Linked DNA regions of Mus musculus: region 1 is linked to region 2. Evidence: chromatin contacts called from ENCODE Hi-C or POLR2A ChIA-PET data. All regions are on one chromosome and are shown on one strand. Each heading gives the region's core, a stretch centred on a gene start or an enhancer-like site at or near the end of the contact. The rest is flanking DNA. Distances are from core to core; before and after follow the strand shown. Region 1 holds the start of Psat1 (phosphoserine aminotransferase 1). Region 2 holds the start of Tle4 (transducin-like enhancer of split 4).

The links. A loop is a pair of places that touch in the nucleus more often than their neighbours do. ChIA-PET counts read pairs that join two places held with the same protein, here RNA polymerase II (POLR2A).
Region 1: a loop to region 2 is called in a map of left cerebral cortex, with 2.8 times the contacts of the local background. The contact joins the promoter of Psat1 here to the promoter of Tle4 in region 2. A Hi-C loop is called at or near these places in 1 of 37 maps with a recorded cell type or tissue (left cerebral cortex). POLR2A ChIA-PET finds 5 or more read pairs at or near these places in 1 of 5 experiments (embryonic stem cell).

Annotation. Positions count from the first base shown.
Region 1 is chr19:15,922,181-15,927,082 of GRCm38, forward strand. Psat1 (phosphoserine aminotransferase 1) reads right to left here and starts at 2,879. Exons shown (of 9, transcript NM_177420.2): 1 at 2,684-2,879. The coding sequence starts at 2,743.
Region 2 is chr19:14,595,459-14,600,524 of GRCm38, forward strand. It overlaps Tle4 (transducin-like enhancer of split 4), which reads right to left and starts at 2,725. Exons shown (of 20, transcript NM_011600.3): 1 at 1,910-2,725; 2 at 1,299-1,396; 3 at 132-195. The coding sequence starts at 1,954.

The DNA.
Region 1 (4,902 bases), core at 1,629-4,128, 1.3 Mb after region 2:
ATGTTGAATGTAGCTTAGACAAGAAATGGATCCTGGCGGGTAAATAAAAGATATCCATAATAAAGAAAGGTTCAGGCCGGGTGTGGGGGTGCATGCCTTTAGGCCCAGCACTCAGAGGACAGACGCAGATGGATCTCTGTGAGTTCAAGGCCAGCCTGGTCTATGAGAGTTCTAGGACAGCCAGAGTGCTGTAAAGAGACCCTGTCTCAAAACAAAGACAGAAAAATAAATAAATGCTCTAAAATTAAACACCAAGTGCAAAAGACACTGTGAGACGCTCGCTGTGAGAAAGAATCTAATTGGTAGATGCCATCGAGACACTAGTTAAGGCCCAGTGTGCTGACAGGAGCCTTTATCCCAGCACTTGGGAAGCAGAAGTAAGCAGATATCTGAGTTTGAAGGTAGCTTGGTCTAAATAATTAGTAACAGGTCAGCCAGGGTTATATAATGAGACCTTATCTCAAACAAACAAGAAGAGATACCATTTAAGAACTGTCGTAGATAGGAGTTCGGTAACTTAAACCTGTAGAAGACTGACAAGGGTACAAATCCTATCCTGCTAATCTAGCTTAAAAAGAGAGAGAGGTAGAGAGAAAGAGAGAACAAGATATCATTAAATTTTATGTTGAAACTGCACTGGCCATGTGTGTGTGTAATATATGTTTATCTCAATATGTATGTGTATATATATATATAGTGTGTGTGTATATATATACAATTTGAGTAAATTTTAGTTTATACATTCATATTCTAAAAGAAACACCTGCAACAAAAACAGAATCTTAGTTTTTTATATATGTAGGAGTATGATACACACACACACACACATATATATAAATCAAAAACATTCAAGTTAAATTTCAGTGAACACATCCCTATTAAAAGAAGCACCTGGGACAGAGTCTTGGGTTTTGTGCGTTCAACAGGATTAAACAGGACCTGCCTCAGCAAACAGCAAGCAGGAGCTCTACCAGATCCCGTCCCCCTACTATCTGAAACCATCTTTGAACTTATTTTCAGTCTTTTTTTTAATTTATCTTAGTATTCATTTATTTGTACATCTACCCTCTGAAGCCAGAAGACCTCCGATACCCTGGAGCTTAAGATTTACAAGAGGTTTACTCCAGCAGTGAATTTTTCCAAGTGCCTTCCTTTAAATGATGGCCGGAGAAGTCATGGAAGAGATGGCTCAGCTGGGACAAGCACAGACTGCTCTTCCAGGAGTTGCAGTTGGAGCTCCAGAGCCCACATCAGCTAGCTCACAACCACCTCTAAGTCACTTCCTCAGGCACTTGACCCATGCGCGTACACACACCCACACACAGACACACCCATACATGAATTTTGAAAGCTTCGAAACTAAATCAAGAAGGCTTACTACATTGAAGTTAATCGCACATGCCTGTAATTCCTACATGCTGACTATTTTTGTCAACTTGACACTGTGGGCGGTGCCACCCCCGGGCTGGTGATCCTGAGTGCTATAAAGACTGAGAAAGCCACGGAGAGCAGGCCAGAAAGCAGCGCCCCTCCATGGCCTCTGCGTCAGCTCCTGCCTCCAGGTCCCTGTCCTCATTGCTTTTGATAATGAACTGTTATAGGGAACTGTGAGTGAAATAAACCCTTCCTTCCACTAGTTGCTTTTGGCCACAGTGTTTCATCACAGCAATAGTAACCCTAAGTAAGACACTGCTCTCTTGGGAGGTGGAGGCAGGAATAGTTCAAAACCAGCGTGCGGTACAAAGTAAATTCTAGGCTAGCCTGTACTGAGAGACACTGCCTTACCTAACCTGGCAAAAACAAAACAAAACAAACAAACAAACAAACAAACAAAAAACCCAGAGCTTTCCAAAACAGAGAGGGATGGGGGTGGGGGAGATCTCCCAGAAGGTCCCACAGTTCTACCAAAGACCGTCATGTAAGATGAACTGCAATGGCTGCAGAAAAAGCCCTGTTCTCAGCTTGTGTCGCTGTCCCTACAAAAGAAAGGCGTCTTTCCCTCTCTCACACTATCCTGTTTCTACCCCAACAGAGACCGTGGTGTCCCGGGGAGATCGCCAGGGTTCAACAAAAGATAATTGTACAATTCTTGGCCATGCCTGCGAGCTGTGGCAAGCGGTTACCAGATAGCAGCTTGGACAGCTGGTCCATGGGCTCCCGGCCACGAGAGGCATCTCATTCCGCACAGCTGGGGTGCGGGAGGAACCCGTGCAGGATGGGACGGGATGACACACCGATCAAGTGAATGGAACTTGGCCAAACAGACCAAAGCCTTTCAGAGTCTGAGGAGACAGGCAGGTTTCCAGGAGAAAGGCTTAAGGGCTGGGTGGGTTCGGTGGAGGCGAAGAGGGAGAAGCCGGCAGCTTTCAATTTCCGAGTTCTGAGGACTATGCTCCCAGCGCCCGGAGCTTAGCCTGCGCTCCCCGGAAGGAAACGTGCCGCCCCGACCGCCCATTCATTCACACTCCTACGCTCGCCTGTGCACGCGGGAGCCGCAGAGGCCACGCCACCAGGAGGCCGGCTGGAAGTGAACGCCCGCGTCTGTGCACAGGAGCGCATTTCGGCCTCAGCAACTATCTCTCCACGGCGGCATCCCTGCTCACCGCTGTCTGTATCTCAACACCCGCATCCCGACGCCCCACATCCCGATGCCCGCACTCCGACCAAACCCCAGCCACCTTACCGAGTGTGGCAGCTTGGCAGGCCCGGGCCCAAAGTTAACCACTTGCTTGGTGGCTTCCATGGTGCTAAGGCGACAGCAGGGGAAGTGGCAGGAGCAGAGACCACGCGAACAGCCCGCGTCTCCGGATGCAAAGGCAGAGCGGGCTTCAGCCTGCTGAGTCGGCGCTCCATTGGTTCGCTGTCTCAGGCCGCTCACTGATTGGCTCTCGCTCAGAAGCTCCCCTCCCTATTGGCCACGCTCACTATCGGAGTCTACGATCAATCAACTCCTCCTGGAGTTTAGAATTTCAATCGGCTTTAGCGGTCAACGCAAGAGAGCAGGGGATTGCACCAGCCACCCGCGTGGCGAGGTGCCTTCTGCCTTCGCGCACCTCTGGGCGCAGAGTCCCCTGCCCTGGCCTCTGAACAACTTCGAGGTGGCGCGCAAACCCATTGCTCCTGGCCCACCTCCAGCTGAGCTGGGCTATGCTGCATTTGTCCCAGAGCCAGTCCCCACTGTTCACCGGACTTTCCTAAGACCCTCACAGACACTCCGACGTAGAGACAGGACACTCAAAGAAGGAGGTGCAGCGTGTAGAAATGGTTGAAGAGTGCGGTCATAGGATTGTGACCTGGTGCACCTGATAATCCCAGCAGGGTAAATCAGGAGGATAGCTACGTGGAGGCCAGCCACACTACGTGGAGGGTCCCTGTCTCAAAAATCACATACGAAGCCTTTGTATTTGCACTTGCGCTCTAGCTCACTGCCCCACGGGTGGCTACGAACTTTGGGGGCAGCCCCACCCCACCCCTACCGCCACCCCCACCCTCATCGCGGACAGCCTCTTTCAAGTCGCTGAGTCTCTGTTCTCTCATTATCTCTTTCATGAACTGAGGAGCAGGAACCTGAATGTTGGCTCTTGTGCAGGAGGTCCTCAAGTTGTGAGGAGGTATTAACGGGAGCACAATATAGTCAGGGCCGGAGGAATGTGGCCCTGAGCCGAGCTGGGCACAGTGCCACATCTGTTCAAACTTTTCCACACAAGTTCCCTTTTCAAAGGAGTTGTGCTGGAGGCTCGCTTGAGATTCTGGAACAAGAAGGCCCCTTCTATGCTAGGGTAGTTCTTTTGAAGTCCAGAACATTTTAAAAGCATTTTTCCCTCTACTTTGCAGTTTCACCCAGATTCCTTTACTATGAAAACATTTTCCCAAGTTCTTTTGTACAATGGATGGCAGGAATAGGCACCGTGCCTACTGAGCGTTAATGCTGATCTCCGCATCTGTGGCCTCAGTTTGACAGGCGTGCAATTCAGCCTTTGAGCATTTGGGCTCTTGTTTGTTTCCCATAACCTGTAGAAGGGGTGTGGCTGTGAACAGAAACACTGCTTTGAGTCTGGGAGTAGTAGAGCAAAATTGTTAGAAAAGGCCGAATAAAGCCAGGTCCACGGCCTTCTTCAGCACCTTAGTTTAAAAACTTACATAGCTGGAGATAGGCGGTGTCTTACTGGGGAGGTAGAAGTAGAGGTAAGCCTTAAGTTCAAGGCCAGCCTGATCTACAGAGCAAATTCCAGGACAGCCAGGACTATACAAAGGAACTTGGTAAACTTTATTCACCTGATTTAACTGTTGTCTGGAGCTTAACTTAGGCCTAGTCCTGGAAGCTTCTGGCCTCTGTATAATCTAATCTAGACCCATAAAATTTTCAGCCTCTGAGATTTACTGCTCAATACGCTCACATTTTCTGGCTCTTTCCAAATTCTTGTTGGCTGGTTCAACTCCGCTGTTCTGGCTCAAAACTCCTCTTCAAGCCAGGTGATTCTATCTTGTTTCTTTCTCAAGCTCTCCTGAAATTCTCTGCTTGGCCTCATACTAACTTGGCAACCTACTCTAATCTCCTGGCTCCTCGTTCCCTGGCTTGTTCTGTCTTTACCTGTATCTAGCTTGTTTTCTCTTCAACCTGTCACTGTACAACTGTCCCAATAAGACTGCCTCCTTTCTCTCTCCCTCCCAGTCCCTCTCCTCTCCTCTCCTCTCCTCTCCTCTCCTCTCCTCTCCTCTCCTCTCCTCTCCTCTCCTCTCCTCTCCTCTCCTCTCCTCTCTGCTCTCTTTAGTAGCTTTCTTTCCTCTCCTTGTAAGAGTTGAACATATGGAGCCGGGCGTGGTGGCGCACGCCTTTAATCCCAGCACTCGGGAGGCAGAGGCAGGCGGATTTCTGAGTTCAAGGCCAGCCTGGTCCACAAA
Region 2 (5,066 bases), core at 1,475-3,974:
TACCCACAGCCTCAACAACACTGGCAGGGCCACTGTGATGGATCCTGCAGCCTCCAGCGATTTAAAACGTATTCTTGCTTTCAGTCTCCCAAGCTAATGAGCACTTTGAATCTGTGACACAGTTTTCTTACCATGACATAATGCCGCTGCATCTCTGTCTTCTCGCTGGCGAGCTTCTCACATTCCAGCTTCAGACTATTCAAGACATAAAATCAACTAAGTACAGTGTAGAACTTAACGCGTATCCTTCCAACTCCAAATCCACGTCGTTTCCTCTAAATCATCACCTCCTATTGTCAAATCAATGGTATCAAACAGCACTTTACTAGTGAAAGGGAGGAGAGAGGAAGGAGTGACAAGAACCAGCCAGGACTTGCCTCTTTGATAAGGTTAAACTGTGGGGGTTGGGAAAGAGGGGTTTATGTCTTAAAGAAATAAACCCTCTACCCAATTGAATTCTGAGACTTCACCCAGAATTGACTATTCTTCACTAAATTCACTTACTAAAACAAGGAAATAAACATCGCTAATAATTATATATATATATATATATAAGCAAAGTTAGGTCCATGAAAATGCCACAGGGAAGGTTCTATCATTAATATTCTATGAGGTTAATGAAAATCAGAATCAACACGGTCTCCTGACAAATTGTTTTTCCCCCTCCAAAAAATACAGACAAGTTGAATAGCATGTGGGGGTGGGAGGTGTTGATCTGGTCCAGCAGCTTGTTTGGGCTCTTGCAATAAGAATTCTGCATCATTAAGGACCCGGTGAAACAAACATGTTTCAAAAGCACTCCAAGTCTAAGAGCGTTGAACACAAAAGCATTGGGGGGGGGGGGTGTCCTGTTTTTATTATTATTATTTGTTTTTTTTTTAATAAAAGTAATGAAATGGCTCACTGCTTAACTCCCTGGCTCTTAAATTATGCCATGATGGTAGAAGGAAGAAATGCAGCCCAGAGTAATAAAGAAGCAAGAAGTCAAAGGGCCCCAGAATCTTCCCAACCTTCCAGCCTCCTGACCCAATAAATCAATATCGAAAGTTTGGCCTCAGCGTTTTCCAAGTCTCCCCAGTTTCGATTGTTCTGCTTCCTTTTCTGTTTACCGGAGAAGAAAATGCTTAATTTCTTTACACCTGCCTAAAGGAAAAAGAGGCCCTGACTTGCCTTTTCTGCCCACAGGGGGGAAATGGTAATACCTTTGTGGGGGGGTGGGGGAGGAGGGGGGTAGTGTTGGAAGGGGGTAAGACAAGAGCTAAGCAAACAGAAGGATCAGCTAAAGTCAATATCGTTACCTGTGGTATTGAGCCTGTAAAAACTGAAACTCTTCCTTAATCCGATCACAGGATTCTGAAATTGTAAATTTGAAGGGTTGAGCAGGCTGATGCGGTGCCTAAAGAACAACAATAAAATATTTAATTAGCCCACATCGCAGGTGGGGGGTGGACAGCCCGCGGTCCGAGACGTGGGGGGGTTGGTCGCGCCGCTCCCGCCTCTCGCTCGCCTGCTGGGGTCCCGGTGCCTCCGGGCGGCCTCCCTCGGCTCAGCTTCTCAGCCTGGCTTCCGCCTCCCCCCGTCACCCCCCAAACCCCCGAGCCCCCGGCCCGGCTCTCCCATCCCTCCCTACCCGGAATCGAAAGTGGCCCGTCGGAGGCAGCCGCGCCATGGCGTCGAGCGGCCGTCAGCTAGCAGAGCGAGTCCGGCCTGTGGCCGCCGGCGCCCTCCACCCCGCAGACTCGCGCCGCCCGGCTCGCCCCCCTCGGGAGAGCCGCGCGGGCGGAGAGCGGCGGCGCGCTGCTTCCCGGGGCTTCAGAGACAACAATAAGAAAATGGCTACAAGTCGGTCGCCTCCCGCACCCTCGGAGCGGCCGGCCGCGGACAGGGCTGCGGGCGCGGCGCCACTCACCGGGTGGCGCGTCTGCGGGTACATCTTGCTCAGGTCGCGAATCATCCACGCCGCTTTAGTTGGCTGCGCCAGGCAGAGGCGCGCGGCTCATCCGCTTCGAGGGCCCCGCGGCGGCGTCCCGGGCCTGCGGGTCTCGCGTGACGCGGGCGGCAGGCAGGCGCGGCGGCTGGGCGCGGGCGGCCGGCTCCGCATTCCCCGCGGGCGTCACTGAGGGCGGCGGGCACCGTCCGTCCTGCGCCCGCCGAGCCCCGCGCCCGCCGAGCGCCGCCCGCCTGCTCGCGCCCCACTCCAAACTTTTTTTATTTGTCTTTTAATTGGCTGCTATTCCTCGGAATGAATGGTCGCTTCTTCCCTGAGAGCGAGCGCAAACTCCTTTGGTTCGGAAGAGGTCTCGCGGCGCTTGGGGGTTCTCTGGAGATTTTTTTTCACTTCACAGCAACGATCTTTTAAAAGGCACCTTTTAGCTTCTTTTACCACATTTCATTTCCTTTTCTTCCTTCCTGTTTTTTTAGCCCCAAATTGAAGGGGATTATAAAAATAAAAGAGCGAAACGCTTGCGGCTTTTTAAAATTCTCTTTCAAACTCTGCGAACACCACCTCAAAATAATACACGAGTGTGTAAGAGGGGGAAGAAGGCAGCCAACAGCCGAACGCCCGCTCGGAACAGCTCTAACAACGCGCTCTGTGTAGGTGACTTCTTTGACCAAATTTAGCAGCAGCTAATCATTAACATTCTGATACATATTCACGACCATCCGCGGAGGGCCCAAGGAGCATCCCGGGAGATGTAGTCCTCGCGCGGCTACTGTGGCCAAGGATGCCTCCAGATTGACTACAGTCTCCGGCTAGCCCCGCGCGCTCTCCGCGGCGCTCTCCAGGAGCCCCGCCCTCCCGCGGCGCGAGGGCGCCGCATCAACCAATCGGAGATGGCTGAACATTAATCGCGGTTCTGTGTTACTGCCCATCATTTCACCGCTGACAAATGGCAAGCCAGGAGGGCGGGGCCGGGCAGGCTAGGCCCACGTGGGGACAGGGCGTGGCGTGGAGCTCCGACCAATAACTGCAAAGAATTGGTGCTGGCGGAGGCGGGGCGCAGCGGCCCGCCCGGGGCGGAGCCTCGCCCTGGCCGCTGTTCCCTAGTGCGAGCGTTCGAACCGCGGAAACATTTGTTCAGCTGTCAATCAAAGTAACGTGGGGTGGCGAGCCGCGGCGGCTGCTGTCGCTGCTGCACTGGCTGCATCTTTAGAAGCAGGTTTCGGCGGCGATGGCGGTGAGACTGCAGGCCGGTCCGAAGACGCCCTCCGAGGCTCATCTCCCGTTCGACGCGGAGCCCAGGCCTGGCGACCGCGCGGGGGTGCGCACTAATTAGGGCCCGATGTCTCCGTAAAGAGACAAGCTCGGCCTTGTGCAACGCGCCGAAACCCCTGTTGAGACAAGAGAGGGAGGATCGCGCTGATCCCACTCCGTGCGGTTCACATCCATTTTACGCGCTGCTGGAGCCGGCATAATTTTCCGCGTGAGCGCGGACGCCGTCGGCCCGGTTTAGAGCCGCAGCCGGGAGGCGTGCACTGGGCCGGTCCCAGAGCTTCCCGGCCGGCAGACTCTTGACATTCCCTTTCTTTAGAGGCACCAGTCAACTTACTCCGGGGTTGAAAGAGGGTCCGAGTGTGGACCGTCGGGCCTTGGGCTTGTGATGGCCTACGGAAGAGGGTCAGAACCCGGGAGTGGCAGCCCGCCCGAGGCAGTTTTGAGACTTGGCGGGTGTTGGGAGCCTTAAGGCTGAGCTAAGGAACCTCTGACCCCTGGGCAATCAAAAGAATTCGGAAAAAGTCAAGCAGGATTGTAGCCAAGGCTGCTGTGTTTGGGACATTCATTTCTGAGTCCCACCTTAACTCGAAGTGCAGGCTAATACGGTGCTGTTGGTTCAACAAATGTGGGAAAAACGTTTTTCCTAATGATAGCGCTTTCCACGACAGAGGAACCGGTAGCTTAATGCCCAATTCAAGGCGTTCTGTGGGCCTCACTAGTACTGGCCACTGAGGACACCGAGGCAAAGAAAGACTGCAGTAGTCTTGCTAAAAATCCAGAACTGAGGCTCATACAATGCCTCCGTTCTGTAAATTTAATTTCCAAAATAAGAGGATGGAGGACTTGCCTCTGTCTCATACCCAATTATTAAAATGCGGCCAATCCAGAATAAAGGGGATTCACATAAAGAGGATTTTGAACACGTGAGGGTTTTTTTTTTTAAGCTCAACAATAATTGCATATTAGGACTGCATTTTTAAAGCTATCAGTTAAGCAAAATGGCTTTATTTTGCCTGTTTGAAAAAAACTTGCTTCTTAGAAATTTTGAAAAATTTTATACATTTATTTAGTGTGGGGGGGGCGGGGGGATTTGAGTCTGTGCGTGTGTGTGTGTTTGTGTGTTCACAAGCCCTGGAGATCAAGTGACAAGTGCATGTACCTGTTGAGCTATCTTGCTGGCTCCAAGTTATTTCCTGAAGCTCGCAGATGTACAGCAGTGTTCTGAATCGTTCTCAGAAGGCTTGAGTGATAACCGTGTCTGCACTAGGACATTGAGTCTCAGAACAAGAACAGCGCCGTTTTTCTGAGGTTGCTTATTTGCTTTCCCTGGAACTTTTTTTGTGTCTCTGTGGGAAGGAAGTTCCATGTTCTTTCACTATTTCAGGCAAAATGGCAGTAGGTTCCATGGGAACTGGGCCTTGGTTAATCAGGGCTATGCTCCAGTGCCATGGATGGGGCCTGGCATGTACCTGGTGCTCGCTCAGTAAATGCTTGTTGATGGCTTTGGCAAATCCAAGCCTTGTGTTCTCAGTATAGAACGCTGCTGTGTCATTAGGATCCATGCAGTCATTTCCCGGGACAGGAAACAAGAAGTTTAGTGCTCGAGCCTGAGGGCTATTGAAAGGGTCAGGGTGGAAATATCAGTTTAGAGGAAAAGACCTTTCTCTTAACCTCTCTCACCAGCTTTATATCAAGAGAAAGTAGCTGGAGAAAACAGGGCGTTTCTGACTTTTTTAAATGTAATTTTAAACTTCAGCCTGTGTATATGTGTCACATTTTAACCTTGTGACAGAGCTACATAATTTGTTACATGTATCTGAAAGATGTCAGATGGGCCAACATACTCAGC